Linked DNA regions of Homo sapiens: regions 1 and 2 are each linked to region 3. A link is a contact called in ENCODE Hi-C or POLR2A ChIA-PET data. All regions are on one chromosome and are shown on one strand. The core of a region is the stretch at or near the end of the contact, and the rest is flanking DNA. Distances in the headings are between cores, read along the strand shown. Region 1 has its middle 150 kb from the start of TLE3. Region 2 has its middle 170 kb from the start of TLE3. Region 3 has its middle 70 kb from the start of LINC02205.

Evidence for each region. A loop is a pair of places that touch in the nucleus more often than their neighbours do. ChIA-PET counts read pairs that join two places held with the same protein, here RNA polymerase II (POLR2A). Pooled maps may share reads with other maps.
Region 1: a loop to region 3 is called in a pooled map, with 2.3 times the contacts of the local background. The contact joins two enhancer-like sites. A Hi-C loop is called at or near these places in 3 of 37 single-sample maps with no recorded cell type and 7 of 50 pooled maps. POLR2A ChIA-PET finds 5 or more read pairs at or near these places in 2 of 52 experiments (OCI-LY7 and SK-N-SH).
Region 2: a loop to region 3 is called in a pooled map, with 7 times the contacts of the local background. The contact joins two enhancer-like sites. A Hi-C loop is called at or near these places in 2 of 168 maps with a recorded cell type or tissue (CD8-positive, alpha-beta T cell and mammary epithelial cell), 5 of 37 single-sample maps with no recorded cell type and 7 of 50 pooled maps. POLR2A ChIA-PET finds 5 or more read pairs at or near these places in 3 of 52 experiments (B cell, Panc1 and SK-N-SH).

The regions. Positions count from the first base shown.
Region 1 is chr15:70,244,315-70,247,843 of GRCh38, reverse strand. No RefSeq gene overlaps it. Among named protein-coding and RNA genes, the nearest start is that of TLE3, 150 kb to the right of the region's middle. RefSeq lists an enhancer at 1,845-1,894. Within about 2 kb of position 1,748, at least 3 of the 41 ENCODE cell types and tissues checked have a DNase peak (open chromatin) inside an H3K27ac peak, as active enhancers do.
Region 2 is chr15:70,262,167-70,265,745 of GRCh38, reverse strand. No RefSeq gene overlaps it. Among named protein-coding and RNA genes, the nearest start is that of TLE3, 170 kb to the right of the region's middle. RefSeq lists enhancers at 2,899-3,048, 3,089-3,158. Within about 2 kb of position 1,370, at least 6 of the 41 ENCODE cell types and tissues checked have a DNase peak (open chromatin) inside an H3K27ac peak, as active enhancers do.
Region 3 is chr15:70,433,973-70,437,433 of GRCh38, reverse strand. No RefSeq gene overlaps it. Among named protein-coding and RNA genes, the nearest start is that of LINC02205, 70 kb to the left of the region's middle. RefSeq lists an enhancer at 912-961 and a silencer at 1,772-1,975. Within about 2 kb of position 1,898, at least 4 of the 41 ENCODE cell types and tissues checked have a DNase peak (open chromatin) inside an H3K27ac peak, as active enhancers do.

The DNA.
Region 1 (3,529 bases), core at 499-2,998, 190 kb after region 3:
TTACACAGAGGGGCAGGAACACGAATACTGGCAGGCCCAGGGGTGTGACATGGGACACAGCACAGGCCTGCACACAGGACTGTGGGCATGAGGCAACCTGGTATGGAGACTAAACCCAACCTAGCCTCATTCCTCTGACTTCTAAAACCCTGTGTGGCGAGCAGACCCGAGGCTGCTGGTGGAAACCCCTGCTTTCCTCCTTGTGAGGTTCCGGGGAAAATCTGACAGGCTTTAATAAGGAGGAAGCCCTGAACGGACAAGACAGCGTCCTCTCCTCTACTCACCTCCCCCATCTGGCTGGCATAGAGAAATGAGTTGGTTGGGGACCCCAAGTACGGGTGCTAGCAATGGCACTCACCTGGGGCTTCCTCACCTCCCTGCCCAGGGCCTTCCCCTGCTCTTCTTGGTGTCTCCACCTCCTGGCTGACTTCACCTCTGTCTCCTCTCCACTCTGAGCCAGGCTGCCTGATTTCAAATGCCAGCTCCTTCTTTTCTAGCTGGGTGACGTCAAGCTATAAACCTCTCTGTGCCTCAGCTTCCTGATCTATGAAATGGGGCATTTCTCCCCATCATTTGGCTGAGAAGAGAAAATCAGCTAACCTCTGTAAAGCACCCAGAAGGTACTTGAACGAGACCTGATGGTGAGGCAAGTTGGTTATTTTTATTCAGATGGGCCTCCCAGAGGGAAGCCTAGCTCCTTAGCACCTTTCTCCCTCCCAGAGACCTCTGCAGATGAAGGCTGGTCTCAGTGAAGAGCAAGCAAGGATTGGCTCTGAGTCAAAATAAAGAGGAAGGACGTGGGTGAGGACGTGAATTTTATGATCCCTGAGCAATGTCACCCTGGTGCCCAGGAACTAACCCCCTCACCTGCTTCCCCAGTAGGTCTGACTGCTCCAGGCCCCTGCTGCAACTACTTGGGCAAAAGCTTGGCCCTCTGGAAGCTTGCATTCCCTAGGAAGCGGGCACATTAGAGGTTCAGGAGGAGGGAGCTCAGAGCAGTCAACCACATGAAGTTACCTTTCATCCAGGGCCTTTGTGGCCAGCAAGTCAAAAACAAAATATTATTGTTCCCACTTTGCAGATGAGAAAACTGAGGCCCAGAGTAGCGATGTGACTCACCTAAGGTCATGCGGCTGAGGAGCTGGCTCGGGAGTACACATCTGCCCAGGCACCTGCACCACACCTAACAGGCAGAACGCAATGGGCTCAGTTGCCTCATCTGCAAAATAGACTCTCAGCATCCATCCTGCACCTGGCAAAGGAGGCGGAGAAGGGCAAGGATTCCACCCCCAAGCCGGCCACGCCGCCCGCCGTCCTGCTCCAACACCCACAGAAAGACAGGAAATGGCTCGCCCAGGATTCTCACTTGGCCTTCCCTTCTAGCATCCACTTTAAGATTGGCAGGGGCTGCTCTGAGCAAAGCCACCGCAGCTGTGACCCCTTGAGGTCAGTGTTCGTGGCAGGGGCTGCAGGGTTGTGATGGGCCAGACATTGAGGATAGCACTTGAGAGGGCTGGGGACCCTCTGCTTTGGCATTCTAAAGGTCTGAGTCCCTCCTAGGACAGGCCAGAGACAGCATCTAAAGATACCCAGAGATAGGGACGCAGCAGGCCCAGTGGGCTGCTAGAATCCCAGCAGCCAGGAGAGTGATGTGTCCCAGCAGAGGAGGCCACTGGAACAGAGCAAAAACCACAGGAACCGAAACTTCCCGGGTGCCCATGAGTCACCACCCTGTGAGGGCTGGGCCCTGGGGCTGGGTGGGAACTTTCCCAGGCCTTGACCCTCAGCTCAAGGGCATGTCCCTTGACCCCATGACAACACAAAGAGAGGGCTGCAGCCTGGGGTTCACACCCTGGTATGTCTCTGTCTTACTCTCAGTATCTCTGCCAAGAGATCATTTGATTCATTAATTAGTGTAAGTATGTATATCTTTAGAATAGGAAATACAGGCATATTGCAAAAAAAAAAAAAAAGTGAAAATCAAGCCTCCTCCCCTCCCCTGTTCTTCACTATCAAGTTCCTCTGCCCCCAAGTCTCCTCCTTGGAGGCCTCCACTCCTACCAGTTTCTTTAAAGCCATATATGTTTGTATATGCATTTAGAAACCCAAATGCAAACATGTGTGTGTTCATTCTTTTCCTCTTTTTACACAAATGGTAGCATGTCAATATACCTTGGAACCCTCTCCTTATAGAAACATACAGGGTCCATTCTCCTTTCTTCAGTGGTTTAAATCAATACTAATATGTATTTCGTATAATTCTGTGGGTTGAAGAGGCACAGTTGGGAGGTCCTCCATTCCATGTGACGTAGCTAATGTCATCTGTATGTTGGTTCTGCTTAACAGTTGTGTAGAGTCCCATTGTACGGACATCATTGTTTATTTAATCAGTCCCCTATTGATTAACATTTGGAGATTGACAATCTTTTGCTTTGATAAATAATGCCACAGTGAATGAGGAGCACACACGTCCCCTGTGTATCCGCATGATGAAATCCTAGGGTTGGCTGTGCCGGTCAGAGGGAAGAGCAGGTGTGGTTTGGCAGGGGCTCCCAGTGGCTCTCCCAGACACGCTGATTCCTCTTCCTGCCAGCCCCACACTCTGGCACCTGTCCTTGCACCCTCAGCAGCAGAGTGTGCCATACTTTTGATCTTTTTGATATAATGGTTCAAAAAGGGTCTTTTTTTTTTTTTTTTGAGACAGGGTTTCTCTCCCATTGCCCCGGCTGGAGTGCAATGGCACGACCTCAGCTCACTGCAATCTTTGCCTCCCAGGCTCACATGATTCTCCTGCCTCAGTGTCTGGAGTAGCTGGGACTACAGGCACATGCCACTGCACGCAGCTAATTTTTGTATTTTTAATAGAGATCTGCCTGCCTTGGCCTCCCAAAGTGCTGGGGTTACAGGCGTGAGCCACCACACTCGGCCTAAAAGAGGGTCTTTTATTGAAGTTTTAATTTGCATTTCTTTTATGAGTAAGGCTGAGTAACTTTTCATCTATTTAAGAGCCACTTATATATTCTTTTGAAACGGTCTTCCTATATTTTGCCCATTTTTTAAATTGAGTTATTGGTTTGTTCTTGTTGCTGGGTAGGAGATCTTTATACAATAAAGAAATTAATCCCTTCTTTGCAATACGAATTGCGATTTTATTTCTCAGCTAATTTCTCTCATTCTCTGCAGGAGTGGCCCAGAGTGACCAACCCAAAGGGGGTGGAATCTCTAGGCTGTAACAGTGGAGGACTGGGTCTATTCTGAGCTGGAGAGTATGGCTGGGACGGTATAGAAGAGAAATGGCTTCCAACAGCTCCTGCCCTGGCAGGTGGCTTGGGGGAGCCCACTCTGGCCTGGCCAGATCTCCAGGGCCCCAGGCCCAGGCATCATCCTATGAGAGGGAGGCCAACACCTAGAAGGTCCAAGCAGTCTGAGGGGTTCAGGGGCCCAAGGTCACCAGAAAGAAAGAGAACCCAGGGTTCCTGGGTCCCAGTGTGCTGTTCTGCACCTGGGCCAAGGCCCTGGAAAGCTCCAG
Region 2 (3,579 bases), core at 121-2,620, 170 kb after region 3:
CCATCTTCCTTCTCCATTCTCCAGAATGAGGCCTCTCTCCTCCAACAGGTGACAGTCACTAAGGCACGAGCCCTAGTGGGACAAAAGCATCCCCATGTGCAGGGGGCAGGGCTGGGCCTCGGGGTCAGCCAACTGGAGTCTGGCTTGGCGCTGCCCTCTGGCTTTAGCTGTTTCTGTATCCACCTCCCGTGGTGCGCTTCTTAGCCCCCTAGGTGCTGGGTCCCCAAGCCCCCTGCTCCCTCCAGGAAAGGGCTGCTGTGGTCCCCATGGGCAATTCAGTTCCTGTCTGTCTTCTTCCTTTCATAATATACACTGGGGAGAGGGGGCTGAGGTCGGGGGTGAGGACAAAGGTGGGGAGACTCATTTAGTTTTCATGAAAGTTCTACTCTCTTGGAACACTTTTGGGGGCTTGGCTGGCCTCCAGGAAGACAGAGGCAGGCAGGCCTGTTGGAGAAGGTTGTCCAGTGTGTGCACTGCTCAAAGGCACCTGGTGGGGGCTGGGTCAAGTGGGACCTGAAACCCACCCTAGGCCCACTGGTCAAGCCCTGGTATGGGCTGTGTCTGCCCAGAGGAGGAGCCTTTTCTAATTCACACGAAGGCGTTGTATAGGCTGGCTGACTCCTCCAAAGGTTGGAGCGTGTGCCTGGGAAGCTCCACACACCTATCCTCAGCCAGGTGGGTCAAGGGGACCTCCAGGTCAAAGGCCTGTAACAAGAACCTTCTGGCAACCTGCATATGCAGCTCAAGTGGCCAGAGGAGGGCTGGGAATTGGAGGATTTCCAACCTATAGGTCCCTTGGAGAGGTCAGGGTGGAGCGTGGGGTGGAGTGAGGGTGGGGCAGGAGCCGGCGTTGGGGAGGACCTAGGAGTGTAGGTTCGTGGCCAGGATAGGAGGAGTGAACAGAACAGAGATGACAGCACTGGCTGGGGAGTGCTGGGCCTGGCTCCTGCACTCCTGGGACACTCCTGGGAGACTCTTGGCAAGTTGCTTTTCCTCCCTGTGCCTCAGTTTCTTCATCTGACAAATCTAGAGGGAGGGAATAGACCAGGGCAATGACATGCATTTAGTCACAGGAGACAGAGTTGGGTCTGCAACTTTGACATGTCCTGGGGTCTGGGCTTGGATTTCAGTCGCCCTCCCTCCCGCCTACCCACCATCTCTCTCTTTCCTGAAAGGAAGGGAAACAAACCAGAAAGGGATCTGCCTCCTTTGCGGCGGGGTTTCGGGTGGGGGCGGTGGGGGGGTTCCGTTTCCATCAGCCCCTGGAGGAGCAAGAGGAACAGGAAAATTACAGTATCAGCATGGAAACTACAATTGGAGGCGTCTGATTCACCAGGGAGGGTGACTCGTTCCTCTTTTTTTATTTTTAGTCGCTATTATGTCGGCAAGGAGGCCTGTGCTCATTAACCTGTATTGCCAGAGCAGAGACTGCGAAACCGCTGGTGAATAAACCTGCCCCAGCTGCCCCCTCTGCTCCCATCAGTTATTTATAGCCTGCCTTCCCTCTGGTGAATTAATTAACTTGTACTTGAGGCCTTGGACAGTATTGTGTTTAGTTGGATGTCTGTGTGGAGGCCAGTGCTGGAAGCGGGTAGCAGGAGTGGAGTAGGCTGGAAGGCGGGGCTGCTGGCTGCCCCCAGCCCTGCAGTCAATCTTCCTCACTCCAGCTCTGAGCTCCCCCGCAAGCCACTCCCATGCATGGCAGAGGAGGATTGAGGGGTCACTTGTACCGCAGCTTCACTGCTTAGAGCCTTGGAGCTTTGGGATTTTAAAAGCCAGTTTGACAACGTACTAGGACAAAAAAAAAAAAAAAAAGTACATCCTTTCCTCTCAGCAGGAAAGCAAGGGCCCAAGAGGTAAAGCTCCAAAAATCTCTGGGCCAGAGCAACGCAGGCTGAAAGCTGTATCCCACAGGCAGGGGTTCCCTGGAGGGCTGGGAGGAGAGATGAGGCTGGAGGACGTTTCCAGAAAAGGCAGGGAGAAGCGGGGTGCATCAGCATGGACTTCAAGTCTGTGAGAAATGCCCAGGACCTCAAACCCAGCCTCCTCAAGTGAGAGGCAGCATCTTGTTCAACCATTCATTAATTAATTGGTTCATTTCTTCATTCAATAGCATTTGTAAACTCCCCAGTGTGTAGATGAATGCTGAGCTAGATTGTCCCTGCACTTGTCGCAAACCTTCTTTGTCTGCTTGTACACACCCCTCTACACTCCCTGTCTAGTAGGGAGCCAGTGTCTAGCCAGTGAGGATAACGTCCACTGATTGGTCGCCTCTGTATTGCCAGAAGCACCTAGCCCAATGCTGGGCACATGGTAGGATTCAGTTATCGTTTGGGGACTTCCTTGTCTCAGGTTTCCTAAGGAGACAAGGACTATAAGCAATGCCAGCCACCACCTCCCCCAACTCCCCATCAGCATCCCCAAGGCTGCCCTAAACACACACAGTCCATATAGAAATGGAGTCCTGGCCTTGTCAATGCAACATCGATGCCAGTCCCCTAGGAGCCCCCATCTCCTACCCCCAGATGGCCTCTCCTGTATCCCAGAGCCCTCTCCCCTATCCAAGCTAGATCCCAGGTTCTGACCTCCAGTGCAGGCTTCTGGACAAGGGCACCCCTGGGGGTCATCTCTTGTCACTGCTCACAAGCCCCACCCAAGCCCAAGGCCCCAGACACCCACTGTCCAGGCTCACAACCACTTGCTCCCAAAGCAGGCAGCTGGCCAGGCGCTGGTCATGTGGAGGGGCTACTCTTGGAGTCACATGTCTCCTGACAGAAGTGGACATCCTGCTTCCTTTCTCCCCTGGCAGTGCTGACTCCTAGAGGAAGGGGATTGAAAGGGGCTAAGCCTTGGACTTCACCCATGAAATTCAGCGCATTTACTTTTCAGGCCTCTTTGCACCACTGCTCACCAGGTGCTCACAGCCAGCAAGTGCCAGGCAGCCTGATTGTTGCTCTGGGGCTCCGTCCTGCACCCCGGAAGTGGCCTTCTGGGGTAGGCTTGTGACCCAGCCCTCCACACCAGCCTGGAAAGTTTGGAGGTCGGGCTCCCACCCTCTCTCAGCACCTTGAATGACCTTGCTGAGTATTGATGATGAGTTCTCATCAGCACTAGTGATAATATGAAAATCACTATAATTAGAGCTGGCAGGTTGGTCTTGCTCTGCATTAGAGATGATGTGAATTGCTTATAGGGGAATTCCCCACCCCCAAGTCCCACCCCACCTGGGAGAAGAGCTTCACACCCCAGACCTGGCTCTCTCCAGCTCTCCAGTCTCCCCTGGGCCCCCGGGGCCAAGGCCAAAGTTCTCTGGGCACAGTTTTGTGCCCAAAAATTACCCCTTATGCCTGCAATTTTCCATTTGCACCTTCAAAATAGAGTGCAACTGGCTAATTGCCATGGCAATTAGGTAATTGCAGGTGCAATTAACATCTTTCCAGCAAAGCAGGGGGAGAGGGAGGGGAGACAGGGGAAGAGAGAAACAGTGAGAGGAAATGCAGGAGCCTGCAAGACAGACCAAGAGGTTGTGAGAGAAAAACCGAGGGGATGGGGAGAGAAAACAAGAGTGGGTGGGCAAGG
Region 3 (3,461 bases), core at 649-3,148:
CTGGAGAAGCTGCAAGGAGCAAGGTATTTTTGGTTTGGTCCTTGAGGAAGGCACAGGGTTTCCACTGACGGAGCAGTGGAGGGAGGTTCTCCAGCAGGAGAGAGCGCCGGAACCAAGGCGGGAAGCACAGAAACATCTGCATGTTTGAGGACCAAAGTCCTCCGGCAGGAACACAGAGGCCACATGACAGAAGGGCTTATAAACTGCCATAGAGTTTGTCCTTCATCCGGTCTGTGGTGGGGAAGCCAATGATGCACCTTAAGCAGGTGAATGACACTGTGAGATTAGTTTCATTTCTTTTGAATACTGACATCATTTTTTAAAAGATACTATTTTTTCTAAAAAATTCTGTATGTTCATTACAAAAACAAATCAAACCATGCATCAAAGTACACAAAGATGCCTTTTCAACAGGTAAACATCTTCCCAAACTTCCTCTATGTATACACACAGACAAAAAGTTAGAAGGATATAGTAGAAATAAAATAAAATAAATGAAGATTTAAAAAGAGGAAAAAAGACAGAGAAATAAGAATTAACTAGTCTACCTTCTTTCACTGGGTATAGTCAAGGCTGTTTGCAATGCTTGGAACTCTGGCAACTGTCTTGTAACCATGAGGAAAACTAGTCTGAGGCAGCCGACAGACTGAGGGTAGCAGAGCAGGAAGATGGAGATAATCTGAGTTTTGGTGATGTAAGGTAGCTGCTGGCCTTCACATACAGACCACCATGTGATAACTCTGGTTGTCACATGTATGCTTTTCCTGCCTACCTAGACTCTAAATTCTCAAGACTCAAAACTGAGTAATAATGAAGCCAGTCTGTGGGATGTAAGGGCAAGAGCGTGGGCTTTGGAGTTGAACAAAGCTGCCTTTGCATTACAGCTCTGTGAGGGGGAGTTACCTAATCCCTTGATGCCTCATTTTTTTAAATCTCTGAAATGGCAATAATAAACCCGCTTCCAGAGAGGTGGTAAGCATTGCATTAGATTGCATATGTAAGGTTTCTACCACAATGCCTAGGACAGGAGGGACTCAGAAAATGATATATACATGATTATATATGAATGAATCTGAGAAAATATGAAGTATGCCACTGAGTGAAAACACAACATGGTACTTTTATTTCTTCAGTCTTTTTAGCACAAACTAGACAGACTATGAGAAGCAGAGTTCTATCTCTGAAACTTATGGGCAGATTAATTTGGGGCAAGTTCTTTTACTTCTCTAAGTTTCAGTTTCTTCAGCTGTTAAACTGAGACAAGAATATTTGAAGATTAAATAAGGCCATGCCCAAAGCACTTGCAACATGGTAGGCTCTCAATAGACACTAGTTTCCTTCTTCATGCTCTGCCCCTCCACAACACACAAGACACAGACGTGTGTTCCATAAACACGTGCTCTCTCTCTCTCACACACACACATACCTAGAACACACCCACACAAATGGACATGCACAGACACATGGACCCACACATGTGCAGACACACAGATACACAACTTTCTCAGCCCCAGAATCTTCCAGGAGGTTTTAGAAGTAGCTGTTGCTGTGTCTGTCTGCAAGACCTGTTTACAAGGCAATTATGAACTCTTTTCGCCAAATGTAGGATCTTCAAACAATGAGCACTGTTGCTTAAAGGAAGACTATTCCTGGGGGAAAATACTTTAAATGTAATTATGTCTTAGCTGCACATCTAGTAAATAACTAGACATGCACTGCTTTGAATATAAAATGTCACATTTTTGCAGATGGGACAGACAAATTTTGGCAGTCAGAGGAAGTCAGGAGAGAGAAATGAAAGAAGAAACCACATACTTCCTTTTTATTTACCTGATGTAACTGGGCCTGGCCCCGGGGGCATGGGGCTGGGAGGGCCCTGAGGGCTGGCTTTGGCTGAGACAGGTGCAGGGAAGGTGAGAAGCAGGCTGAGGAGCACAGAGAGGGAGTCTGTGTCTTGATTTCCTTTCTTGTTTACTTCTTTTGTGTCCTTTCCCACCCTCGTCACCCTGGCCTCAGTCTTCATTGAGTCTTCCCTGGGCCGCATCCTCACTAGTTTCCCCAATTGCATTCTTTCCTCCTCTGACCTGTTCTGTGTAACATCACTAATCATTTGTTCCCTGAAATAGCACTTTCCTCTTGCCACTCTTGCTCAGAAACCTCCCTATTTCTCCCTTTCGCGTCTTTGCTTCCTTGGCTTCTCAGTGGAATGAAACAGTCTTTTCACCAGGACTCCCCAGCACGCAGCTGGGCAGTGCAATTTCCATGGTCTCCAGAGCAGTCTGGTCCTAGAAACCATGAAGTCCAGCCTTAAGCCACAGAGCTACAGTCATGTGTCTTTCAAAGCCCAGAAGACCTTGTTCATTGCATGACCTGGACAACTCTCCTGACCTACCTTGTACTCCTCTTCCCAACCTGTCTCTTCTCTACTGATTTTTCTTTCTGTTTCACCTACCTTGGCTACTGGGGCTGGTTCCTTTCCCCTATTTACCCAACTTTGACCTTTGGCTTTCCTCCTAGCAGGAGGTTTGGATTTTCCCTCTGGCCAGGCTTTCATTCCTTTATCTACTAAGTACTTATACAGGACTTACTGGTGCCAGGCTACATTTATGGAGGCACAAAGAGTGTCTCCTATCTGGAAGAAGAGGCCATTAGACAATTCACTGTGTGTGTGTGTGTGTGTGTGTGTGTGTGTGTGTGTGTGCGCGCGCGCGCGCGCGGGTGGAGCGGGGGGGTGGTTGGGGGTAGGAAGATGCACAGAGGAATAAATTGTTGTCCTTGAACTCTGGCAACTAACCAGAGGTCAGCCAATAGTATTTTATCCTTAATTGATTTATCAGATTAAGCTTTAATGGAGCAGGGAGGAAGTAGGAGCAAGCCAGGAAGCCATTACAATGGAAGAGATTGTGCTCAAGAATTCCATTTGATCTTCAAACAACCCCAAGAAGGAGGGGTTTTCCCCATTGTCCACCCAGGGAAGCAGGCTCAGAGAGGCCAGCTGACTTTCCTAAGGTCACCCAGCTGGCAGTAGAGGGTCCTGGCAGCCTGATGGCATTGTTGGGTGCACTCCTGAGGCCACGCTGATCCCAGGGCAGGGAAGAATGCCAGGCACCCCTGGTCAATGTCGCTTCCTGATCAGCCTTCTAAGGATCGTCCGGGTCTGCAAGTCCCTTCCACGGGTTGACTAAAGCTGCCTCTTTGCTCTGGAAACCCTCTACCTTCCCTCACTGGCTCATCTTCCTGGCTTCTCTTTGCCTTGGCCCTGGGGGCGGAAGGGGAACAGCTGAGTTGTCATCTAAGCTTGCATCTTCCAGGGCAGCAGAGGAAAAGGACATTGATTTATGATCAAAAAGGCGAAGGAGGATGCCGTGGGGAGGACGCTGGTCGGCAGGGGTGGGTGGGCGATAAGAGAGAACTAGAAAGAATAAAAAGAATCCCTAAGCCTTAAAAACAGAGCTTGCCCT